Regions from separate parts of the Homo sapiens genome. Here region 2 is linked to region 1. The links are chromatin contacts, found by Hi-C or POLR2A ChIA-PET in ENCODE. All regions are on one chromosome and are shown on one strand. Each heading gives the region's core, a stretch centred on a gene start or an enhancer-like site at or near the end of the contact. The rest is flanking DNA. Distances are from core to core; before and after follow the strand shown.

What was found. Hi-C counts contacts between places; a loop is a spot of excess contacts on that map. ChIA-PET counts read pairs that join two places held with the same protein, here RNA polymerase II (POLR2A). Pooled maps may share reads with other maps.
Region 2: a loop to region 1 is called in a map of naive thymus-derived CD4-positive, alpha-beta T cell, with 10 times the contacts of the local background. The contact joins two enhancer-like sites. A Hi-C loop is called at or near these places in 1 of 168 maps with a recorded cell type or tissue (naive thymus-derived CD4-positive, alpha-beta T cell), 1 of 37 single-sample maps with no recorded cell type and 10 of 50 pooled maps. POLR2A ChIA-PET finds 5 or more read pairs at or near these places in 1 of 52 experiments (activated CD4-positive, alpha-beta T cell).

The regions. Positions count from the first base shown.
Region 1 is chr9:129,880,663-129,886,912 of GRCh38, forward strand. It overlaps USP20 (ubiquitin specific peptidase 20), which reads left to right. Exons shown (of 26, transcript NM_001110303.4): 26 at 1-1,166. Among named protein-coding and RNA genes, the nearest start is that of MIR6855, 14 kb to the left of the region's middle. RefSeq lists enhancers at 3,748-4,042, 4,034-4,343, 4,142-4,823, 4,874-4,923 and a silencer at 5,114-5,363. Within about 2 kb of position 4,534, at least 36 of the 41 ENCODE cell types and tissues checked have a DNase peak (open chromatin) inside an H3K27ac peak, as active enhancers do.
Region 2 is chr9:129,411,077-129,418,128 of GRCh38, forward strand. No RefSeq gene overlaps it. Among named protein-coding and RNA genes, the nearest start is that of LINC00963, 74 kb to the right of the region's middle. RefSeq lists silencers at 2,358-2,437, 2,458-2,627, 2,738-2,947, 3,088-3,227 and enhancers at 3,809-4,628, 5,222-5,721. Within about 2 kb of position 2,120, at least 41 of the 41 ENCODE cell types and tissues checked have a DNase peak (open chromatin) inside an H3K27ac peak, as active enhancers do.

The DNA of each region.
Region 1 (6,250 bases), core at 3,284-5,783:
GCCTCTGCCAGTCACTGTCATCGTTGTGTCCCCCACAACTGTCCTCTTGCTAGCTCGGCCCAGCTTTGTCCCTGGAGCCCGATGCTACCCCTGTCAGACAGAGGCTGCGGCCTGGGCCAGAGTCAGGGAGTAGCTGCTGCTTCACGGCGTCTCCACTGTGCGATTGGCCCGGAGCCCCGAAGACTCGGAGGGAGCTGCTCAGGGCCGGTGAGCGCAGCCAGAAGCCCTGGCCAGTGAGGAGCTCACAGGTCCTCCCTGGTGGTCCCGCCGCACCTCTGCATCTCCTGGGCGTCACCAGGAAGGCTCTGAAGTCCCGGGCTGCTCTCAGCACTTCTCCTGCAGACTGAAGACTCTGGACTCATTGCTGATTGGAACACCAGGAGGAGGTTGGATTTCTGCCAGTGGGGGATGTTTCTGGAGGCAGCTGGTCCCCCACACCGCGTCCTGCTGAGCCTGCCCCCTGGATTGGCTGTAATTTGCCTCGAAGTTCAGCAGTTCATCTTCATGGGAAATTTGCTGAGCCCCCACCAGGGAACCGGATGATGAAACAGGGATACCTCACAGCTTGGCCATTTGAGGCAAAGGCAGCTTCCCGAGCTGATGCTAAAGAAGACAGACTTTCCCTTCCTCCCAGCAGCAGCAGTGCAGAGCCCACCTGGAGGGATGTGGGGGCTGTGCAGGGTGCAGCGCTCAGGTGGATCCTGGGAAGCAGCCTCTGGATGCTGAGTGGAGGGAGCCACTGAGCACAGCAAGGCACCAAAGCCCCTGGAGAAACCGCCAGGGCGAGGTGCGACCATCATCAGGATCAAAGCAGACGGGGCGTGGGTGGGGAAGGGGCTCTGGGACCAGACCCCCCACACTACTGCGTCTTTGTTTCTATCAGTCTTTGTAGAAGCAGGTGGTGGTGGAAATTCCAGCAGGTGGGTCCCGCAGAGGCCCTGAGGCCTCACTTTTCGGATCTTCTGTCCCAGATCCTGCTCCCTCCCTGCTGAGCCTGGGGTTCCCCTGGCATTGGCCCCAGCCTTCTGAAAGCCGGCGCTGCAGCCAGAGGCCGCACGCTGCACTGTCGCGACGCAGAGAGGCTTCTGTGCAGGCTGGGATCGGGCCCCATGTCTGTGCTGTCTAGTTTGTGTTCAAAATGTCAGAATAAACACAGAATAAATGTTCCCACGGCCACACAGTCGTCTCTCCTTCACTGCAGTTCTGTTACTGGAGGGAAGGTGAGGCTCTCCGCCACGCGGACAGCCCGCCAAGCCCTGGGGCTCACATTGCACATCACCAGGCCCAGGAGGGGGCTTTCCATGTGGCTTTCTGAAACCAGAGACCACCTGGAGGCTGTGGAGGTGAGCAGAAGAGGGGACCCAGCTGCTATAAAGGCCTATTGGCATCTCCTTTCCTGGAATCAGCCCCAGCCTCAGAGAAGTAGGGCCAGATGTGGCCAGTGATTGAGGCCAGCACATCCCACAGGCTAGTCTCCCTCCAGCCACCCAGACAGGCGGCTCCAGAGTGGCCGTGAGCAGGGGGTTACCTCCCCTTTGCACACTGGCCCTGGGCGTTCAGCAATACTGGTGTTCAGTAGTCTGAGTTTTTTGTTGGGTCTCATTTTGGGGGAGAGAAGAACTTGAGATTTTTATATATAACTTATCAACATTTATTTGTGAAATCCCATTGTTGCAGGAAAAAGGGGTTCCGATCCAGACCCCTAGAGAAGGTTCTTGGATCTCATGCAGGAAGAAACTCAAGGTGAGTCGCAGAGTTCACTGAGAAGAGTTTACTGAAAGCTGCTCAGGTACAGAGTAGAGCGTCCTCAGAAAGCAAGTGGAGGGATGCCCGTCGCTGTTTTCAACTCCTCTTATGTAGGGGTCTTAGCTATAGAAAAGCTACGCTGTGTCTGTCAGGTGGGCTGACAGCCTGACACAGTGGATTGCTCTGTTGATTTAAAGAAAGCCATCCTTGGCATCTTAGTGCATAAGCACATCGAAGCCTCACTGTGGTCATCTTCAAGCATACACTGTTGTGTGGCATCTGAACCTTCTCCATCGTAGGAGTTTGTCCTCGCAGGCGTTACGTAGCTGCTTCCTCAGACGTAAACATCTTAGGTTGTGACTGGCCTGGACTGTGCCTAATTTTTTGTTTTTTGAGATGGAGTCTCGCTATGTTGCTCAGGCTGGGGTGCAGTGGCACGATCTCGGCTCACAGCAACCTCTGCCTCCCAGGTTCAAGCGATTCTCCTGCCTCAGCCTCCCAAGTAGCTGGGATTACAAGCATGTGTCACCACATCTGGATAAGTTTTGTATTTTTAGGAGAGACAAGGTTTCACCATGTTAGCCAGGCTGGTCTCGAACTCCTGACCTCAAGCGATCTGCCTACCTCGGCCTCTCAAAGTGCTGGGATTACAGGTGTGAGCCACCGGGCCCAGCCTCCCTTGCTAGTTTTAGGTGGAGCCGAACTCAAAATGATGTCACCCTGGCTCCCCTAGGCTTCTGCTTCCCTGCCGCTATCAGATACGAGCGTACAGAAACATTTCAGCGTATGCAAGGATAACACGGTGACAAGGAACCAAGATGACACATTGCCAGTTCCATGGAAAGCCTGGGGCCCCTCCGGAGTCGGCCACCTTGCCTGACCCCAGAGGTGGCTCTTTGCATGTGGTTCCCTCATCCCGCCTTTTTTTTTTTTTTTTTTCCTGAAAAAAGCTTCATTTTATTATTATTTTTTGAGACAGAGTCTCACTCTGTTGCCCAGGCTGGAGTGCAGTGGTATAATCTCAACTCACTGCAACCTCTGCCTCCTGGGGTTCAAGCAATTCTCCTGCCTCAGCCTCTGGAGTAGCTGGGTCTACAGGCATGTGCCACGACGCCTGGCTAATTTTATTTTTTATTTTATTTATTTTTAGTAGAGACGGGGTTTCACGGTGTTAGCTAGGATGGTCTCGATCTCATGACCTTGTGATCTGCCTGCCTCAGCCTCCCAAAGTGCTGGGATTACAGGCATGAGCCACCACACCCGGCCAAAACATCATTTTAAAATTGAGCTTTCTGACTGTGCTCCTGCCCTTAACACCTTCCCAGCAACTTTCTGCTCCTTGATGAGGAAGGCACACTTGATCCTGTCGGGAACACGTTCACACAGAAGCACCAGATGCACTGCTGATGGGTTTTTTGTTTGTAGACAGGGTCTCACTGTGTTGCCCAGGCTGGCCTCGAACTCCTAGGCTCAAGTGATCCTTCTGCCTCAGCCTCCCAAAGTGCTGGGATTACAGGCGTGAGCCACCACGCCTGGCCGCTTGCTGACATGTTTTTGCTTTGGGGCAGTCTCATAGGAGCTTTAGGTCTCACAGCACAAACCCCTCGGAGTCAGCCCAGGCCCATGCCATGTGCAGACTTTGGCAGTTTCCCAATCTTGGTATAAAGGTAAACGATTCTCTTCCCAGGGGTTCGGGCCGGCCTAGTGCTGTTAGAGGCTGTATTCTAGGAAAGCCTATGACGGTTTGGGAAACTGGGCCATGCTGAGTGCCTGTAGACAGCGTTCCCGGAAGAGGAAAAAGCAACCTTTGTCTTTATGTGGGAATCTCTAAGCAATATTTTTGGCTTTGTTTACATTTGAAGGTTAGATATGTGTCAATCCACGTGATTGACATTGAACATGGAAAATGAGAATGAAAGTTTTGTCTGGAAGATTTATTTAGGAGGTTTGGAGACAGTTCTTGCACTACAGAAAGGTGGGCTGGAAATAGGTACCAATTTGCCTTAAAACGTTTCTTTTAAAATACCTGGCTTTTAAGGAGTTCAGACTGAGATGCCAAGATCTGAAGTCTGTGCTTGATTACTGAGCAGGGACAGGAAGTGCTCGGTGACTGGGGAGGCGGGGCTCAGGCCTCGCTCCCCACGGTGCCCCACGGTGGCTCCTCCTCCGCGCTAAGCCAGGGCGTGGCTTCAGCAGCGCTTCTTAGAGGAGCCGGAAAGGCGCCCCTGCACCGTGGGGGAGGCTGCAGGAGACCTGCCGCCTGCCTGTGGTTCTGTCGGCCATGGCGCTGCTCACAAACCTGCATCCGAATACATTTGCAAGGCGCAGCCACCCAAAAAGTGTAGTTCCTACCTTTGTTCTGTTTTAAATTCAGTGCAAACATAAATTATCCTGAGGGTCTTAATGCTACCTAATTTTGAGCCCCAGAGAGCCTTGGGGGAAGTGAGCAGAGGTTTCGGAATCACAGCCCCCTCTGGCTCGTCCCTTCTGCAACTTCACCTACACAGAGAGACACCTGCTACCTGGACGGAGCAAGGGTGAGCTGGGCGCAGAAGAAACACACGCCTTTGGGGAAAGCTAGGAGCAGTAGACAGCCTAGGCAATGTATGTTCTGGAAGGGTGTCCCAGGGTTTCTCAGGGTGCAGCCTCCATTCCTTCCTTCGATTTGACCCGGGACCAGCCTAGATGAGGGGGCCTGTGGAGAGCTGGAACTGGAAACAGGTTCTCAAGGGCAGGGCTCGGCACAGCGTGGCAGCCAGGGGCTGTGCGGACTGAAGGGATGCGGCCCTGTCCTAGGCTGAGACGTCCGTCCAGCAGGTGCCGCAGGGAGGAAGGGAGCCTTCCCCATCCCCGACGGGGACAGTGGGTCCGTGTTTCCTCCCACAGCTTTCGGCCCCTTAGCTCTGAGGACAAGGATAGGGTCCTTCCTCTGCTTCTTCTGTACCTTTTGTGGTCCGGAGATGTCCCCGGCGGAGGTCACTATACCATCTGGAGGTCTAACGGGAGGCAGGAGTGCTCAAGTCAAGGCCGAATGGGCACTCAGTGGGACCCTGGAGAAGCAGCTGACACACCAAGGGGCTGCCACGTGCCTGCTGGCAGCCTTCACACGCTCATCCCGGGTCTCAGAGGGCGCTGGCAACACAGATCCCTGCCTCCCCTATCGGGAAAGCGTTTTAGGACCAGGGAAAAGGAGGCCTCCCCCAGGCGAGTGCGCAGAGCCAGGGAACCCGTCTGGATGGTGGCTCTTTCCCACCATCCTTCTCTGGCAGCAGCAGTTCAAAGTGGAGCTTCCAGGCTGTCCCATACATTTCACGATTTCTGAGTCTTTCGCTTCAATTTAAAAAAAGCTGGGGGCACGACCGAATCCTGCCTCTGTCCACCGCCATCTCGTTCCTCATCGCAGGGGGCCCTTCTTGCTCCCTCCACTGCTGCGCTCTGCCGTCTGCTCCCGCCAGGGGTCCCCACCACCTCTGCGGACGGAGGAGCCGCCTCCCAGGCCCGGGCGTGCCCAGGGCGGGTGGAGGGCGTGGGGCGGGCCGGTATTTCCTGACCCGCTGGAGGAGCCGGCCCCACAGGCTTGTGGCCTCCCCGGAGCCGGTGAGTCAGGAACTTCCTACTTCAAGAGGCTTCCCCAGTGCAGCAGAAAACAAACTAGTCGCCCCCAATGCTCCCGACCTCTGTGATGTCCACACCCGCGGAAATGGGGGCCCCAAACCAGCAGGCTCTGTTCTAGGCTTCTCAGCGCTGGTGCGGCTCTTGGAGAAGGCTCGGCAGGGGCGGGTGGGGCATGGGGGGGTTCACAGGTGGAGACAGCCCGTCTCCGCCCCACAGACGGCTGGGCGCAGTCCCGAAATATTCTTCCCAAGTGGACTTTTTTGCTGACAACCTAGAGGAGAGGGTTTCGGGTAGGATAACAGTAGATCCACCTTGTTCCCTTGTGCCACACTGTGTCACACTGGGAACCAGCAATTCTCAATGGTGCCTTGAAGCCAACTGCACGCACTTGTGGTTAGAGGTTACCAATGGCCCCATATTGGTGCCCTCACCTCCTGCCCTCCGCAAGTGAGGATGCTTGGCATCAGCAGAGCTGCCAGGTCTGCACTTGGTGTAGCTGCGAATATGTCATTTCCTGGACAACTGTTTTCCTAAAACAGTGCTAAAAAAAAAAAAAAAAAAACCCTTGGGACACAGAGAAGTGTGGGCACAAACCAATCCTATCTTCCCCCAAAAGGCCAGGGTGAAATTTTCAAAGCTGGCTGTGGAAACGGGGCCTCCCACTGCACATGTCCAGCCAGTGCCAGGCACAAGGCTGCTGCCCTTTCGAGTTGTCCACGTGAAACAGCTCCGCACTGCCTGCAGCTTCACAGAAACTAGTGATTCCAGCCACGCCACCAGGAGTACCGGCTTGAGCACTGGTGATACCAGATAAATAATGAAACTCAGGTGTGCCCTCATTTCACCACCTCCTCCTGCCCCAGCCCCAAGCAATGAGGTCCCCAAAGAG
Region 2 (7,052 bases), core at 870-3,369, 470 kb before region 1:
CCATTTAACCCACTACAACCACCACCACCACCAGCATCGCCATGGTTGCATCAGTTAAGTTCTAGAAAGTACCAGGTCAGTCCAGGGCCCTCACCTGCGTCATGGCCTTTCTTCCTTAAGACAAACTCAGAGCAGGCTCTGTTATTTATTTATTTATTTATTTATTTGACGGAGTCTCTTTCTGTCACCCAGACTGGAGTGCAGTGACGCAATCTCTGCTCATTTCAACCTCTGCCTCCCAGGTCCAAGTGATTCTCTTCCCTCAGCCTCCCAAGTAGCTGGAATTACAGGTGCCCGCCACCACGCCCAGCTAATTTTTGTATTTTTAGGAGAGATGGGTTTTCACCATGCTGACTCGGCTGGTCCTGAACTCCTGGCCTCAAGTGATCCGCCCTCCTCATCCTCCTAAAGTGCTGGGATTACAGGCGTGAGCCACCACGCCCGGCCCAGGGTCAGTTATTACCCCCATTACTTAACACATAAAGAGGCCAAGTCTTGGAGAGAAGAACTCGCTGGCCCAAGGCTTCGCTGAGAAGGAAGGATTTGAACCCTAGCACTCTGGCGACAGTGGCCCCTGACTGACAGTTGTCCTGCCCCCAGCCCCAAACTTCTGATCATACAGATAATTCCACAGATGAAAGAGTGGGGCAACCAGCACCTGAATGGAAGGCACAGCGCCACGGTCCCATCTAGGCTCTATCACCAGCTGGTGGCGCATCTTAGCCCCATCTCCTTCCCCTCTCCAGGCCTCAGTTTGCCCAACTGTAAAACAAGAAGTGGGGGTAGTTGGTCTGGGTAATCTCCGAAGTCCTCCCAGATCTGGGGTTCTGCAACACTGGGTGTCTACTGTCATTTTGTCACAAACTTTGCCCAGGGCTCCGACTCTCGCATCAGCTAAACCCTCTGAACCCACCACCAGCTCTGCGTGGACGGTCAGCCTGTGGGGTGAGTGCTGGTGACTCGGCGTGGAGGGAGGTATAGGCCTGCCCGATGCCTGTCCGTATCTCAGGGCTGGGAACCTCTGTCTTACACTCCACAAGCGCTGGGGTGGGATGGGGTGGGAGTGGGGTGGGGTGGGGGTGGGGGTGGGGTGGGGATGGAGGATGCTCTTTCTTCTTGGAACCAGTGACTTTGGTTCACACATTCAGGGAGGGCTGTGCAGCTGAGAGCGGCTGGTGCTGGGAAGAGAGCTGAAGATCACTTTATCTTGAAAGGGCAAAGGTCTCCGTGACCAAAGGCTAACCGCATGTCCTTGGAAGAGAAAAAGAAAAAGAAAACATGAAACAGGCTAAAGGGGTCTCTGAAAGTTGTTTCCAAAACCTGGGTTGTTCACTAGGAGTTGCTTGTAAGTGTAAACACTTTTTTATTTTTATTTTTTGAGATGGAGTCTTGCTCTGTTGCCCAGGATGGAGTGCAGTGGCATGATCTTGGCTCACTGCAACCTCTACCTCCCAGGTTCAAGTGATTCTCATGCCTCAGCCTCCCTAGTAGCGGGGATTACAGGCGTGCACCACCACGCCTAATTTTTGTATTTTTAGTAGAGACTGGGTTTTGCCATGTTGACTAGGCTGGTTTCAAACTCCTGGCCTCAAGTGATCCTCCTGCCTCGGCCTCCCGAAGTGCTGGGATTACAGGCGGGCCGTGCCCGGCCAACATTTGTTTTTCTGAACCCATGGTATGGTGTGCACTGCAGAGGCTTTTTCCTCTGGCTTCCCTGTCCAGAGCAGCAACTGTATGCATTTGAGCTGATAATGTCCAAGAGTGGGGAGCTGAGTTAGGAACAGAATCACAAACTTTAATTAGCAGGATGACATTAACATCCCAGCAGGGGCTTGGGGGCGTCCTTCAGGCCCATCTGATCCCGGTGGACACCTCCCCACAGGACCCGCAATCTTGGGACACTGGAAGCCAGGCGCCCTTTGAGGGTGGAGGGAGGCCACCCACCTCCCCATGTGGCCAGAAATTGCATGCCCCGGCAGCCTGCCCTGGCTTGGTTCAGCAGGGCCCAGAATGTTCTGGTCTTTATCTGGTTTAGTTTTAAGTGCTTCCAACGGCAGCAGGGCTGTTCCACCACAGTCCCCAGGAAATTGGTCCGTGTAGGACGGAGCCTTCCCGAGAATGAAGTCATCTGTTCCTTTTTTATTTTTTGTTGCCTTTCTCCTTCAACGCGAGTCACCGGGCCTCTGCAGTCCCTCCCCGCGCCAACGCGCCCCGCCGCGGGGCCCGGACGGGGTGGCGGGGGAAGGGGCGAGGAGCAGGGCCCCGGGGTGCGCGGCCGCCCGACGCCCCCTGCTCTCGCCCTGCCCCCCGCCCCGGCCCCCGCCCGCCGCGGCCTGAAGGTGAGCTCCCGGGGGGCCGCCCGAGCTCCGGCGCGGCCCGCTCGGCAAACAATAACAGTAAATAACGCTCCCTTGTCAACGTAATAAAAACGGAAACGGTTACAATGTTTTTTAATAAGCGTCCCCCATCAATCTCCCTCCCCCTCGTCCCGGGCCGTGGGCACCGGGGAGGAGGGGGAAGGGTGGGGGGCACCGGGGCGCGCTGCTTGGGGGACCCGGGGTGCAGGAGGAGGACGCCCGGGGGAAGAGGGGAAAACACAGCAAGTGAGAGACGAGGGGGCGCGAGCGGCCGGGGTCACGCGCGCCAGCCGAGCCGGGAAGCGGCCGCGGTGAGTAACACCGTTGCCATGGCGACGTGGCCACGAGGAACAGGAAGCGGCAGAAATAGCAGCCACCGCGGCCCGCGCCGCCCGGCCCCTCCCCCCAGCCCGTTGCCACGGAGACCGGGCCAGAGCGAGGCTGCGCGGGCGGCCGCGGCCGCCTGCGCCCCAACCCGCGCATGCGCAGCGGGGCCTGGCCCACGAGGGCGTCGCGGGTGTGTCCCGTCGCCGCGCCGGGGCCACCTGGACCCCCAGACCTGCCCCTGCCGCCCGCTTAGGTGGTGGTTCGGGGGCCGGGGGAAGGAAAAGCCAAATCGTTCCTTGTTTGCCTTTGGAAAGCCGCCCTGCCATTGTTCCGGGCGGATTCCTTGGTTTCCAGGCGCTGTAGGCCAGGAGAGGAGGGGGCAGGAACCCCGGCCCAGCGGTCCCAGACGTTTTCGAAGCGACAGACCCTGGGCCCAGCGCGGGGACGCGGAGGGGACACGGGCTAGCAGCCCTGCCCTCCGGAGCTCAGGCCCAGTCCGGGCTTCCCAGGCCCCGGGGCTGCCCTCCCGGAGCCCGACCTCCCCTGGGGGTGGGGGTGCTGCCCCGGGGCCCCCTTCCTGGGTTTCCTGGTCCTTTTGTTCACGTATCCCCCTCCCCGGATTGAACCAGCAAAGAGCACAAAGCAGAAAATACATCCTTGCCGCCCGCAGGCTCCCTCATCCCGCAGAAAACTCTGAAACAGTCCACACCCGTCCCAAAGTTGAGAGAAACCTGGACGTTTCATAAACAAAACCCGCCCTCCAGCAGCGTGTTTATGTGGAGGCGGCCTCGCGTGTCTGAGGCTGGGGTGTGTGTGCTCGTGTGTGTGTGTACGTGCGCCGGGGACACGCGATCATCTCTCAGGTGTTTGTGGAGAATTTTTTTTCTCTCCAGATTTTGTTTGGTTTGTTTTTAATAAGGGTCAGAGGTCTGGGCTTCTGTGGGGAAGGGGCAAAGGTCATCTCGGATGGCCAGGCTGGGAGGTCCTAGGGGGAGGGGTCGCGGGGCCTGGGCTGCCGGGCGAGGCGGGAGCCGGTGGGAGTCAGCGGGGACAGGCTCCGCGAGCTGCTCCTGGGGTATGGCCCCAGAGAGGACCCGAGCCAGGACTGGGATCTCTCTCCCCTGAGCAGGGCAGCTGTCACTTCCCCGGCCCCTGTCCTGGCCACACTGGCCAAGAGAGAAGGCAAGCGGAGTGGCCCCGGTCTCTGGGGCTTTCTGCATTGGAAAGGGGAGGCTTTTGTTTTTTGTACAAGGCGGACTTCAACTTTCAGCGAGCAGGCTGACCAGATGGGAATGTAGACAGGGTGTGCGGGGAAGGGGGACCGCATGCTTCAAACCTCCTTCCTGCCACCATCGCCTAGCAGCCTGAGCCCCCACTGCGGCCCTGTGCTGGCTGAAGGGAGGGAGGGGCTAGGGCTGATGTTTCTTCTTCCCTCCTTCCCCCACCCCCCTTTTCCAGATGTGAGAAAGGAACCCCGCCCTGCAGGGGAAACTTGTCTGGTGTCCAGAAGACTTAGGATCCACGGTGGAGGTCTGGGTGCCATATTGCCGTCTCTCCTTGAAGGAGAAGATGAACACATAGGGAGAAGGCGCCTGGGAGCTGTCGCTACAGTCTAGAGAAGCCCCACCTTGGCCCAGCAGTAGCCTGTGCTGAGAACCGGGATTCCAGGACCAGACAGTCCTGGCGGTGGATCCCGGCTCTGCCGAAGCCACAGCTTGTGTATCTGGACAACAGGGATAGCGCAGTGCCCGTGTCACAGGTGGTGATGGCTCCTGGAGGTGGTGCACACAAGCTCGTGGCATGGCATCTGGTGCACAGTAGGTGCTAGAACATAGAAGCTGTCATTGGAGCTGGTGTGACCCAGGATGGCCACCTTGGGTCTCTGACACTCTGGGGCTGGCTGTGTCCCAAGGCAGGTTCATCTTTGGTCCAGCCTCCAGGAAAGGAGCACTGGACTGGGGTCAGGAGAAGCCGAGGCCAGGGGTTCTGCCACCAACCCATTGTGTAATCCGAGGCAAGTCCCTGAGCTGCTTTGAGCCTCAGTCTTCCCATCTGGCAAATGGGGATAATAATCACAACCACCATTGATTGTGAACTTACTCAGTGCCAGGTACTCCACCGAGGTCTGTACATTTCCTTATCTAATTCTGCCCTCAAAACAACCAAGTGAGGTAAAGACCACGATGATCCCACTTTCACAGATGAAGGGGCAGAGCCTCAGAGAGGTGAAGTCACTTGCTGGGGACACAGCTGGAAGATGGTGCAGTCGCTGTCACACACCCCTGAGAGCGAGTGTCCAGCTGCTGCTCCTGTCTCTGTTGTTCCCCTGCCCTTCCTGCTCACCCCCTGTACTTTTCGGTGGCTCCGGCCACAGCCCTCCCTTTGTATTTGAACCCTTGGATCCAGCCATTCTGGAATCTTCTGAGTCTGGTGCAGATCCAGCCCCCTCAGTGGGAGACATCCTCAGGGGTAGATGGTGGCTTGAAGAAAGCCAGGTGGGCCCCACATGGTCCCCACAGTCAACCCGGCGGCTCACAGCTGATCGGCCATCCACCGTGTCTCCCCCTGCCATTTACACCGAAGGGTTGGGGTTCCTAACACACCCGGGTGGACGCGTGGCCTCCAGATGGTGCAGTTAATCCCGCTGGAAGCCGTAAATCAGCGAGATTGTCCCAGCTTCCCCTCCCCTCCTCCGTGCTGTCACCTCCAGAAGCTGGTGGGAGAAGCACCCCTCCAGCCCCGCCCTCCCGCCCCGGCCTTTGTTCCTGCTCAGTAGCCGGCAGGACGTGGCCCAGTCACGGTCTCCACGGCCCACGTTTGAATCTCAGCCCTGTCACTGCCTGGCACGGTGGCTTTGGCCAAGCACTTCATCTCCTGTTATCCTCAGTTTCCTCATCCATGAAATAGGGTGGGTCACAGCACCTGCCTGGTCCTAAAGATGGGGGCTGCTGTGTGTGAGCGCTCCACCCTGGACCTGGCTCCCGGGGGGTCCTCGGATATGCTGCTGGTTATAACAAGTTCTTACTCTGGGCTAGGTGTTGTAATGCTTTAGCTCAGTGAATCCTCAAACAAGCACATTATGACCCTTTTATAGGTGGGGAAGCTCCCACTCCGAGAAGGGAAGTAAGTTGCCCAAGGCCACACAGCCAATTAGCAGAACTGGGATTAAATCAGGCAGGCCTGTGCAGCTCTAAAGACCTCGCTGTAACCCTAGGTTCCTGGCCCTCCCTACTGAGGCCCTCTGAGGCTCTCTACCAAACCAGCATCTGCAGTGACAGCATCGTTAGCCCTGCCTGGAGCCGTTGGGTTAATAGGTCCTTAATAAAGCCAGCAGAGGCGTCTGCAGCTTCGCAGGGCAGGGGCCGAGGGGCCAGGTGCAGCAGATGTGTCCTAATGAAAATATCGGGGGGGGGGGAGGGGGAGGGGACCATGGGGTGAGCCGCCTGCTCACGTCTCCAGCTTCCTGACCTCTGTGGCTGAGTCACTGGAGGCCTCCAGGTGCAGGGGACAATCAATTCCATCACTCATTCCATCTATGCTGGCTTGCTTCCTTTCATCCATTCACCCATCATCCATCCATCCATCCTTCCATTCCATCCATCCTCTCCCAGTGACTCATCCTCCCTCCCTGGCTTCCATGCATCCATCCATCCATGAATCCACTCACCCATTCCCTCCTTCCCTTCCTCCTTTCCTTCTCTCCTTCCTTCTGCCCATCTGTCCACCCAGTGTTTACTGAGCACCCGTCTTGAGCCAAGCCTTATGTGACGTGCCCAGGTTCCTCCCTCTGAGGGACTCACATTCTCAAAAGGATGCAAAACAACTAAGCCCAAGTGCACAGGGCACTAGGAGAGGAGAGGGCGTCTCGGGGGCTCTGACACTGGGCTCTGCACACCTTCCTCAGCCAAGCTCGCCAGGTGACCTTGGGCAGATCACACTCCCTGGAGGCCACTCTCTTCTACCTGTTCAAAAAAGGGTGTCCTCGTCCATTCGGCTGCTATGACCTTAGACTGGGTTATTTATAAACAAGTTTATAGTTCACATTTCTGGAGGTTGAGAAGTCCAAGATCAAGGTGCCTGCAGATTTGGTGTCTGATGAGGGCCCTTTCCTCACAGATGGTGCCTTATAGCCTTGTCCTCACATGGTGGAAGGGGCGAGCAGGCTCCCCAGGCCTCTTGCCTAAAAGCATAGATACCATTCATGAGGATGGAGCCCTCATTACCTAATCACCTCCCAGAAACCTCATCTCTTAATACACATTGCAGATAATGGTGTTGTTTGTTTTTGTTTGTTTGTTTTTGAGACAGGGTCTCCCTCTGTCACCCAGGCTGGAATGCAGTGGTGTGATCTTGCCTCACTACAGCCTC